Linked DNA regions of Homo sapiens: all the other regions are linked to region 1. The links are chromatin loops, found by intact Hi-C in ENCODE. Cell type or tissue: IMR-90. All regions are shown on one strand. Each heading gives the region's core, and the rest is flanking DNA. Links, peaks and the distances in the headings are about the cores only.

Region 1 (2,500 bases), core at 1-2,500:
GCATATGAGTTTTCAGGAATACAATTCAACCCATAACAAAGTCCGAAGCTGGGCTCTGGGCACACAGGACTAAGCCCAGGCCCCCCAGGTGCGCTGGAGCAGTCCTGGGCAGGACGCAGTGTGGGTGTGTTGGGGCATGGGTTCCAGGCCCCCTGACTCACCCACCCACTCCTTCCTCCTTCCAGCTCTGACACAGAGTCTGACTATGGTGGCAGCGAGGGCTCCCACACAGAACCCTGTGAAGAGAAACCCTGGCGGCCAGGATCCCCGCATCTACCGCACACGTCCCTAGGGGAGGCCCTGAGCAGGGCAGTCTCTCCACAGTGCCCTGAGGAGCCCAGAGCTGTGCACGGTAAGCAGAGAGCCCACCAGGCTTGATTCTGGGAAGTGGGGAGGGAACAGAGACCCCCACAGCTGAATTTCCCTCTTGGAGGACCAGGTGACAGGAAGCCTCGCCCTCAGGCTTCAAGGCGGTGGGGCTAGGACCTTTGGGGAGTGGGACGCAAGTGGCAGTGAAGGGACTTGAACCAGGCCTGGCTTCCCTCTCCATGAGAAGCTTTGGAATCCCAGTGGGGAAGACATCACGGGGACTGGCTGGCTGTGGTTGGTCACAGGCTGGCAGGGATCAGGGGCCCGCAGGTCTCTCTTGCCTGGAGTGATCGCTCTCCTGCCTCCTGTATGGGCACCTCCTTAGGGGCCCCTCCAGCATCCCATAGCCCCTGAGGGAAGGGAGCTGGGTCCAGCTGCTGTTGGACAACATGCAGCCCTGGATGGCATCATCTCCCTGGGACCACCTGCACAGCACCGGGGCCATTACCAGTGTTTGGGGCTTGTGGGATGCACCCAAACTTCTACACAACAATTAATACACTTTTACTGCATACCTGTAATGGGCCAGGACTTTTCCCATACGTGTGGTCATCCCAGGATGACCCTGTGGGGTAACTAGTGCGAAGCCTGTTTCACAGGTGAGCAAACAGGCTGAGTGGTCTCCCGAAGTCTCAGCCAGTGCTGGTGCCACCCTCCAGCCACCACTGCCCAAGCTCTGGCTTACTAAGAGGTAGCTGTCTTTAGCAGCCCAGCTTGTGTTTAATACAAAGTTGACCTGGAACTGAGTGTTTTGATTCAGTCAACAATTTGGGACCAAATCGTCTGATTTATGGGTAACTTCTGGACGAGCCTGGGAAGAAACAGTCTAACCTGACGGAAACTTGCTGCCCAATGGCCCCACAGCCTTAGTTGCCCTGGGAGAGCTGGAGCTCAACTTGTCCTGCATCGCCACCTGGTGGTCATGAGCAGAATTGCCACCTGGTCCGTGAAATGTTTTCAGGAGTGATGGTTTCCCAGGAAGACGAGGGCTGGGGCGGAAAGAACTCATATAGATATTTTTAAATCCTGGAATTGTTGAATTTACTCTAGAAATGTTGAATTTTACCCTCATTTTTTAAAAAAGTGACACTTTTTAAAAAGGACAGATTATCATCCAAACACATTTGTTAAGTACCATTTGTGGGGCTGTGCAGAAAGGCTCAGCACTGGCACTGAACTGAGTACTCTCCTGTGCCCAGCTGGGTCCAGCCCCACCTCTGGTTACTGCGTGGCCTTGGTGTACCCTTCCATCCCCCTGGGCTCCAGCTCCCCATTTCCAGATATGAAGTTGGCCTGCCTTTCATCCCTTCCCTCCATTTCCCCTCCAATTGCCAGACGGTTTTAGGCAACTTACAAGAAAAACATAAAACAAAATTGTACATTTATAAATATGAAAGATCAAGCCTCAAAATCAGGTCTAACAAAACCAGTTTAGGAGGGATAGACCCCAGAGAGGCAGACCATAATCCTAAACAGTTGCTCTAATTGAATCATAAGTTTGATTCTGAGTTTTCTAGCTTCCAGCATTTAAAAGGAAACACAGAACATCGTTACTCTCATTGTTTATGAGGAAAACATATATTGGTTTGCAGCAGGTCTCTGAGTAGGCACAACTTCTCCTAATGCTTAACTCTGTAGTTTCTGGCTCATACCAAATAGATGATATTGAGAAATGTGTTCGATCATGTCTTAACAGTTCCTCAGAAAATGCAGCCTTAGTATTCTCGAGGCTGTTTCTTACAGCAACCCTTGCTGGAAGGTGAGGGCATGACAAAAAAACATGACTCAGTGATAGCAGTTTTCTTAGCGGGATGGGGTTGTGTTGGGAGACTAGTTGGGTTGGGTAGTGAAGCCAAAGCATTTTGTTTCTGACAGTCCAGTTTAACGCCAGAATAAAATACAGAGTAGGTAAGTGGGTAGAATGCGTGACTCTCAAACAATTCTTTGTCGAGTTAGTCTTCATCAGTCATTGTTTTATCATTGCTAGGTGGACCACATTGTACAGTTAAGCTCTCTGGCACAGGTCTAAGTGCTGTGCTTTGTGCTGCTGGTTATGGTAACCCCATCACTTTACCAAATAATGCAGGGTTGACCCTTTGTGTGGGTTTTATGGAGCTTCATTAACCACAAT
Region 2 (3,458 bases), core at 469-2,968, 230 kb before region 1:
GGACAGAGTGAGACCCTGTCTCAAAAAAAAAAAAAAAAAAAAAGGTAAAAAGAAACACCATAAAAATAAATTTAATAATAATACATTTAATAAGATATATCCAATATCTTGTCATTTTAAAATGTAATTAAAATAAAATTCAGTAATTAAAATTCATCAACTTCCCTAAGAGCTGGAAAATTAATGAAATATTTTATATTCTTGTTTTCTATGCTGCTTGAAATTCTGTGTGTATTTTACACCCACAGCACATCTCAATTTGGACTCACCACATTTCAAGCCCTAAATAGCCACATGTGGCTAGTGGCTACTGCACGGCACAGCACAGGGCTGGTGCAAGGAAAGGCGCTCACACACATATACACAATACACACACATACACAAATACACACACACACACATATCCACACACATACAAACACACACATGCACATACACACACATGCACACACACACACAAACATATATACACACACACATATACACACCCAGAGGTCAGTAAGTTACTGGTCAGTAACTTTATAAGGGGCACAAAGTTGATGGGTGATATGGTTGGGCTCTCTGTCCCCACCCAAATCTCATCTAGAATTGTAATCCCCACGTGTGGAGGAAGGGACTTGGTAGGAGGTGATTGGATCATGGGGGCTGTTTTCCCCCTTGCCATTCTAGTGATAGTGAGTTCTCATGAGATCTAATGGTTTAAAAGCGTGTGGTAGATTCCCTTGCTCTCTGTCCTGCCACCATGTGAAGAAGGTCCTTGCTTCCTCTTCGCCTTCCGCCATGATTGTTAGTGTCATGAGGCTTCCCAGTCATGCTTCCTGTTAAGCCTGTGGAACTGTGAGTCAGTTAAACCTCTTTTCTTTATAAATTACCCCGTCTCAGGCAGTTCTTTACAGCAGTGTGAAAATGGAGTAATACAGTGGGGGAGGCTAACTTGGACTGGGAAGGTAAGAAAAGTCCTCTTGGAGGAGGTGGTGTTTAAACCTGGCTGGCTGGCTGCATGAGACTTGAAAGTGAAGCGATGGGGAAAGGCTGGAGGGTGGGAGAGGGGTTGGCCTGTCCATGCACCATCCAGGCACCTTCTGATAGAATGAGAGTGAGTGAACTATAGCTCTCAAGCCAAACTCTGCCTGCCACCTGTGTCTGTATGCCCTAAGAGCTAAGAATGGTTTTCACATTTTCTTTTAGACAGGGTCTTGTTCCAGTGCCCAGGTGGGAGTGTAGTGGCATGATCTCGGTTCACTGCAGCCTTGATCTCTGGGGCTCATTCGATCCTCCTACCTCAGCCTCCTCACCTCAGCAGCCTCACCACCTCCCTCATCTCCACTCAACCTCTCCACTCCAGCCACGCTGACCGCTTTAATGCCCTGGTGATCACCCTCCCCTTCTCCTCCAGGGCTTTCCCTGGCTGCCCCCTCCACTGCAAAGTCCTTTCCTATCTCCTCTCTCCCTGTGGCCAACTCCTCCACTTCAGAGACCAGCCTTGACTTCACATCCTCTCCTGCTTCCCAGTTACCTCCAAAAGGGCCTCTGCCAAGCCATCCTCTCTGGTTTCTCTCTGAAAATCCAGGGTTGGCACAGTGTGAAGAGTGCACAGGGGCCTAGAGGCCTGGGCTCTGGAATGCTCCCGTTTCCAGACTCAGCTGCCTCCCCTGCCTCTTCCCCAGGGCTGCCAGTAAAGTGCCTTTTCCCTGCAGGAAAAAGAGCTGCCCCAGTTGGGCCTGGAAAAAGGGCAGGCATTCCCTCACTTGGCTGGCCAGGGGGGCTGGAAGTCTTTGACAGCCCTGCGGTCAGTCCCAGGGCCAAGTCCTTGTCCCCTCCTGGCAAATTTATGCGCACCTGAACTCTGCAGGATGCCCAGGAGGGGGCGCCAAAGTGCTGCCAAAAAAGAACAGTTTGGGGCATATGAATCAGATGGCCTCGTGGGAGTGCTTAGTGAGGGCTGGCTCTGAGTTCTTTTTACCCCAGCCCCTGCCCAGGGCCAGGCACTGTGTGTGGAATGGAGGAAAGGACACCATGCAAGAACTGACAAGGTCCTGCACATCTCCTATGCTGGCATTTCTTACGATCACAATGACTTTGGTGTTCCAGGCCCAGAGGCTGGGAGCTGGCAGGAAGCTTGACCATTGTGAAGAGCTAGTGTGCCTAAAGTGGCCTACAGATTTGTTGAGGGAGGCTAGGTGGGGTCAGGAAGGCAGGACCCCTTGAGCCAGTTGCCTCTGGCAGCAAACAGTCTCATTATTGCGTAATTAGTATTTTCTATGTTGACTTGACATGGACGTGGTTGGGAAGCACTATCCAATATGGAAGCCACTAGCTACATGTGACCACAGTACTTACGTTTTAATTAAGATTAAATAAGCAGGCTGGGGGGTGGTAGCTCATACCTATAATCCCAGCACTTTGGGAGGCTGAGGTGGGCAGATCTCTTGACCCCAGGAGTCTGAGACCAGGCTGGGCAACTTGTTGAAACCTGTCTCTACCAAAATACTTAGCCGGGCATGGTGGTGCATACCTATAGTCCTAGCTACTTGGGAGGCTGAGGTGGGAGAATCACCTGAGCCCAGGAAGTTGAGGCTACGATGAGCCAAGATCACGCCACTGCACTCCAGCCTGGGTGACAGAGCAAGACCCTGTCTCAAATAAATAAACAAATTAAGATAAAATAAAATTTAAAATCCAGTTCTTTACTTCATTAGCCACATTTCAAGTACTCGATGGCCACATGTGGCCAGTGGCTCTCATGTCAGCACAGAAATAAACATTTCCATCATTGAAAGTTCTGTTGGACAGTGCCACCCTAGAACTTGCTCTGATCTCTTGTGGGTAGGGTGTGCTTTAGAATTTCAGAGAGTTCACTGTTAGCATGCTGCCTCCCATGGATATGGTTGTTACAAGGTTATGAGAAAGGCAGTCAGACCCACCTAGGATTAACCCCTGATTTTGCTGGTTACAAGCAAAGTGTCCTCTATGCAAGGGCTCTGCAGGGCTGACACGGGACTTGAGCATCCGCAGACTTTGGTATTCAAGGGGATCAGGCAACCAAACCCCCACAGTTAGCAAGAGACAACTGGACTACTTTTGTGGCTTCAGAGAAGTCACTTAATCTCTTTCAATCTCTGTTTTCTCATCTCTAAACTGGGGATAATATCACCCTGCCGCCACAGTTATTATTAGATGAGCTAAGACAGATAAATCACAAAACGCAGTGCCTAGGACACAGTTTTGCGGCCTTACCGCCCCAGCCGAGTGTGCCTTTCTGCGTGCACTCACCCACAAGCCCTCATCCCCTGGCTATACTGTGTCCAGACCTGTGTCGGGTTCCACATCTCGTTCAAAGGCAGCACCGGGCTTGATTCTTGCACCGGGCTTGATTCTTGCCTAGAAGGAGATTGCAATCTAGGTCAGAAGGCAAGATAAGGCCCATGAAGCAACCTGAAAACAATTCTTAGGCAACA
Region 3 (3,458 bases), core at 469-2,968, 430 kb before region 1:
TATTTATATGCTTAAGTTAGAACAGTTTTTGACTCCTCTCTTTTCCTTTTTCTCACATATAGTTCACCACTTAGAAAATGTCTCTGTATCCTTATCTTTCTCTCCATGGCTCTGCCTTTGTCTAATTATTGTTATTTTCTCCAATGTGTAGCCTTTCTAATTGGTCAGTCTGCTTCCAAGGCCTTTCCTTTCTTAACCATCCTCCCCACAACTGCCAGGGTTACTTTCTAAAACAGATGAGATTAAGATTTACCTGTTTTAAAGTTTATAATTATTACCCTCTGATTGCAATTTGAATGATAGGTACTATTTGTAAACAGTATGTGCTAGACACTATGCTAACCAGTTCACTTACATTATCTCATTTGACAGTATGACAGTATTAGCTATTATTCTTCATTATCCATTTTACACATGAAGAAACTAGGCTTAAAGATGCTAAGTAACTTGCTCAAAGTTACATAGCTATTTGATTCTAAATCAAGGTAGCTTTAACCAGTAGGAAAGTCCTTGATAATATGGATTCAGTTGATTTTTTAAATTTAATTTTTATCAAAGTTATGTTTAATACATGCATATATTTATAAGAGTTAAATAGCTCTGCAGAACTATAGTCACTTGTCACTTAATGATGAGGACCTATTCTGAGAAATGTATCATTAGACATCATTTGAACATGATACAGTGTGCTTGCACAAACCTAGATGGTTTAGCCTGCTACACACCTAGGCTATATGGCATTGCCTGTTGCTCCTAGGCTACAGCATGTTACTGTACTGAATACTGTAGGCAGTTGTAATACATCATAAGTCTTTGTGTGTTCAAACATACAGAAGGTACAGTAAAAATATGGTATTTGTAATCTTATGGGACCACTGTCATCTTTGTGATTGTTGACCAAAATGTCTTTATATGGCACATGACTATATTTACAAAAACAGTAGGTCTCTGCAAATTTCCCCTCATTTCAGGCTGCCTAGGGGCAACTGCTTTCAACTCATTCTTTTGATACTTACTTCCATATTTGAAACTGGCATTTTTTTTTTTTTTTTTTTTGAGACGGAGTCTCACTCTGTCACCCAGGCTGGAGTGCAGTGGTGCGATATCACCTCATTGCAACCTCTGCCTCCCGGGTTCAAGCGATTCTCCTGCCTCAGCCTCCTGAGTAGCTGAGACTACAGACGCGCGCCACCACACCTGGCTAATTTTTTGTATTTTTAGTAGAGATGGGGTTTCACAGTGTTAGCCAGGATGGTCTTGATCTCTTGACCTCGTGATACGCCTGCCTCGGCCTCCCAAAGTGCTGGGATTACAGGCGTGAGCCACCATGCCCAGCCGAAACTAGCGTTTTTATAGTGTTACTTCTTGATTTTTCAGTTTAAGATATTTTTCAGTTTAAGTAAAAATGAGGGTTTACCACTATCCCCAACCACACACAAGCACACATTTTAACCCTGCCCAGTACTCCCAATATTGTCATACTGCAAGTCGTTTGGATACATCCGCATTTCATAGAGATGGAGTTTCACTATTATTGCACAAGCTGGTCTTGAACTCCTGGGCTTAAGCAATCCTCCTGCCTCAGCCTCCCAAAGTACTAGGGCTATAGGCGTGAGCCACCATGCCCAGCCTGTATACATCAGTATTTCAGTTTATAATGACTCCATTTTCACCATGTTAGCTAGGCCAGAGTTAGTAATTTTTAACAATTTTGCTTTGCTTAGTTTTCTGTATACTTATTAAATTAGCCAAGTGGTTATCAATTGGGGCCCATTTTCTCTCCAGAGGACATTTGGCAATGTTGGGGGAGGGGAGGAGAGTGCGGGTGTGTGCTACTGACATCTAGTGGGTAGAAGCCAGGTATGCTGCCAAATATTCTTCTGCACTGCACAAGACAGCCTCCTGTAACAAAGAATTAGAAGGCCCACAATGTCAGTAGAGCTGTTGTTGAGAAACCCTGATTTAGCCCAAACTATCTCTCAAGTGTATAAATGGCTTATCTTCAAACCTACCAATTTTGACTTCGTGAGAAGCTCTTTCCCAGGGCCTTCTGACCTACTCCAGTTTGAACTTGTTAAAGCTAGAACTTTTGTGCAGCTGTTGTCTTGGACTTGCTTTACTGTCATCTTTATGATTCTCTCAGTTCTGTCTTGTTTTGGAGCCCCTGTTTCTGTATCTGGTATCTTTGGCTGTCTTTGTTTACTTTCTCATTTTGAAGGGCCACTTTCAATAGTTCTCTGGATGGGATAGAATTTTTTCAAGACTATACATGTCTGTAAATGTTTTTTCTCCCCTCTTGTTTTATGGATAGTTTGGCTGGGCAGAGAACTCTGAGTCAGAAATAATTTTTTCTCAGAATTTTGAAGGCATTGCTCTACTGTCTTCTATTTTTCTGTGTCGATGTTGAGATCAGATGCTTAGAACATCCTTTTCAACTATTTTGAAACTTTCTTTTTTTCTCTTTGCGAGCTAGAGAGAGAATCTTTGTCCCCAGAGTTCTGAAATTCTTGTATTATGTAGTTATATGTCTGTTTTTTTAATTCATTCTGCTAATCCTGTTCAATCTGGAATTTATCTCATAAATTCTGCAAATTTTCCTTAAATAATTTCTTTGATTTCCTCTCCTTCATTTTATCTCTCCTCTCTCTTTTGAATTCCTGTTGTTAGATGTTGGGCCTACTGATGGGTTTCTCTAATTTTCTTGTCTATTTTCATCTATTTTCCATTTCTTTACATTTTTTTTCTTTGCTTTCTGGGAGATTTTTCTCAACTTTGTCTTCCAGTTTTTCTACTAAGTTCTTATTTCTGCTATAATATGTATAGTTTCCATTCCTTTTTTTGAAAAAAAAATCCTATATTTGTTTTATGGATGCAGTGTCTTATCTCTCTTAGGAAATATTGGTAGTTTTTTTTTTTTTTGTCTGCATATTCTTTTTCTTCCAAATTTCCTTTTTCTGTTTGTTTGCTTTGGTCTTTATCTTTCATATTTGTTGCTTTCCTTAGATGTCTCATGATCCTTGGCAGTCTGTGCTTATTTAAGAGAGAGGCCCTAAGCTGAATGGAAGCTCTGCTTTTGTGTGATTATGGTTTTTTGTGTAGGATGGTAAATCTGGATGATTTCCTTGCAGACTCCCAGTCTTAGTCCATTTGGGCTGCAAAAACAAAATACCATAAACTGGGTGGCTTATAATCCACAGAAATTTATTTTTCACAGTTCCTGTGAGTGAGGCTGGGAAGTCCAAGATAAAGGTGCCGGCAGATTTGGTGTCTGGTAAAAGCCTGCTTTCTGGTTCACAGAGCAGCACCGTCTCGCTGTGTCCTCACATGGTGGAAGGAGACAAGGCAGCTCTCTGGGGCCTCTTTTACAAGGGCACTAATCTCATTTATGAGGGCCCTGCCTTCTTGATCCAGTCACCATCCAAAGATCCCACTTCCTAATATCATCATATTGGCAAGTA

Evidence for each region. Peaks named below come from ENCODE experiments on the same cell type or tissue, not always from the same donor. Only the 100,000 strongest peaks of a DNase experiment are listed, where the experiment ranks them.
Region 2: a loop joins it to region 1, with 26 times the contacts of the local background. A loop is called at or near these places in 108 of 110 quality-filtered maps.
Region 3: a loop joins it to region 1, with 7 times the contacts of the local background. A loop is called at or near these places in 4 of 110 quality-filtered maps.

Annotation. Positions count from the first base shown.
Region 1 is chr11:12,280,748-12,283,247 of GRCh38, forward strand. It overlaps a transcript of MICAL2 not described here. Among named protein-coding and RNA genes, the nearest start is that of PARVA, 96 kb to the right of the region's middle. In IMR-90, for the core only: a CTCF peak has its summit at 1,285 (motif pointing left); DNase peaks (open chromatin) are centred at 214 and 1,254; H3K27ac peaks cover 639 bases.
Region 2 is chr11:12,045,688-12,049,145 of GRCh38, forward strand. All of the region lies in intron 1 of LINC02547 (long intergenic non-protein coding RNA 2547), which reads left to right. Among named protein-coding and RNA genes, the nearest start is that of LINC02547, 17 kb to the left of the region's middle. In IMR-90, for the core only: a CTCF peak has its summit at 1,872 (motif pointing right); a DNase peak (open chromatin) is centred at 1,894; H3K27ac peaks cover 835 bases.
Region 3 is chr11:11,847,572-11,851,029 of GRCh38, forward strand. The region is part of intron 1 of USP47 (ubiquitin specific peptidase 47); the gene reads left to right. Among named protein-coding and RNA genes, the nearest start is that of USP47, 7.3 kb to the left of the region's middle. In IMR-90, for the core only: a CTCF peak has its summit at 1,849 (motif pointing left); a DNase peak (open chromatin) is centred at 1,850.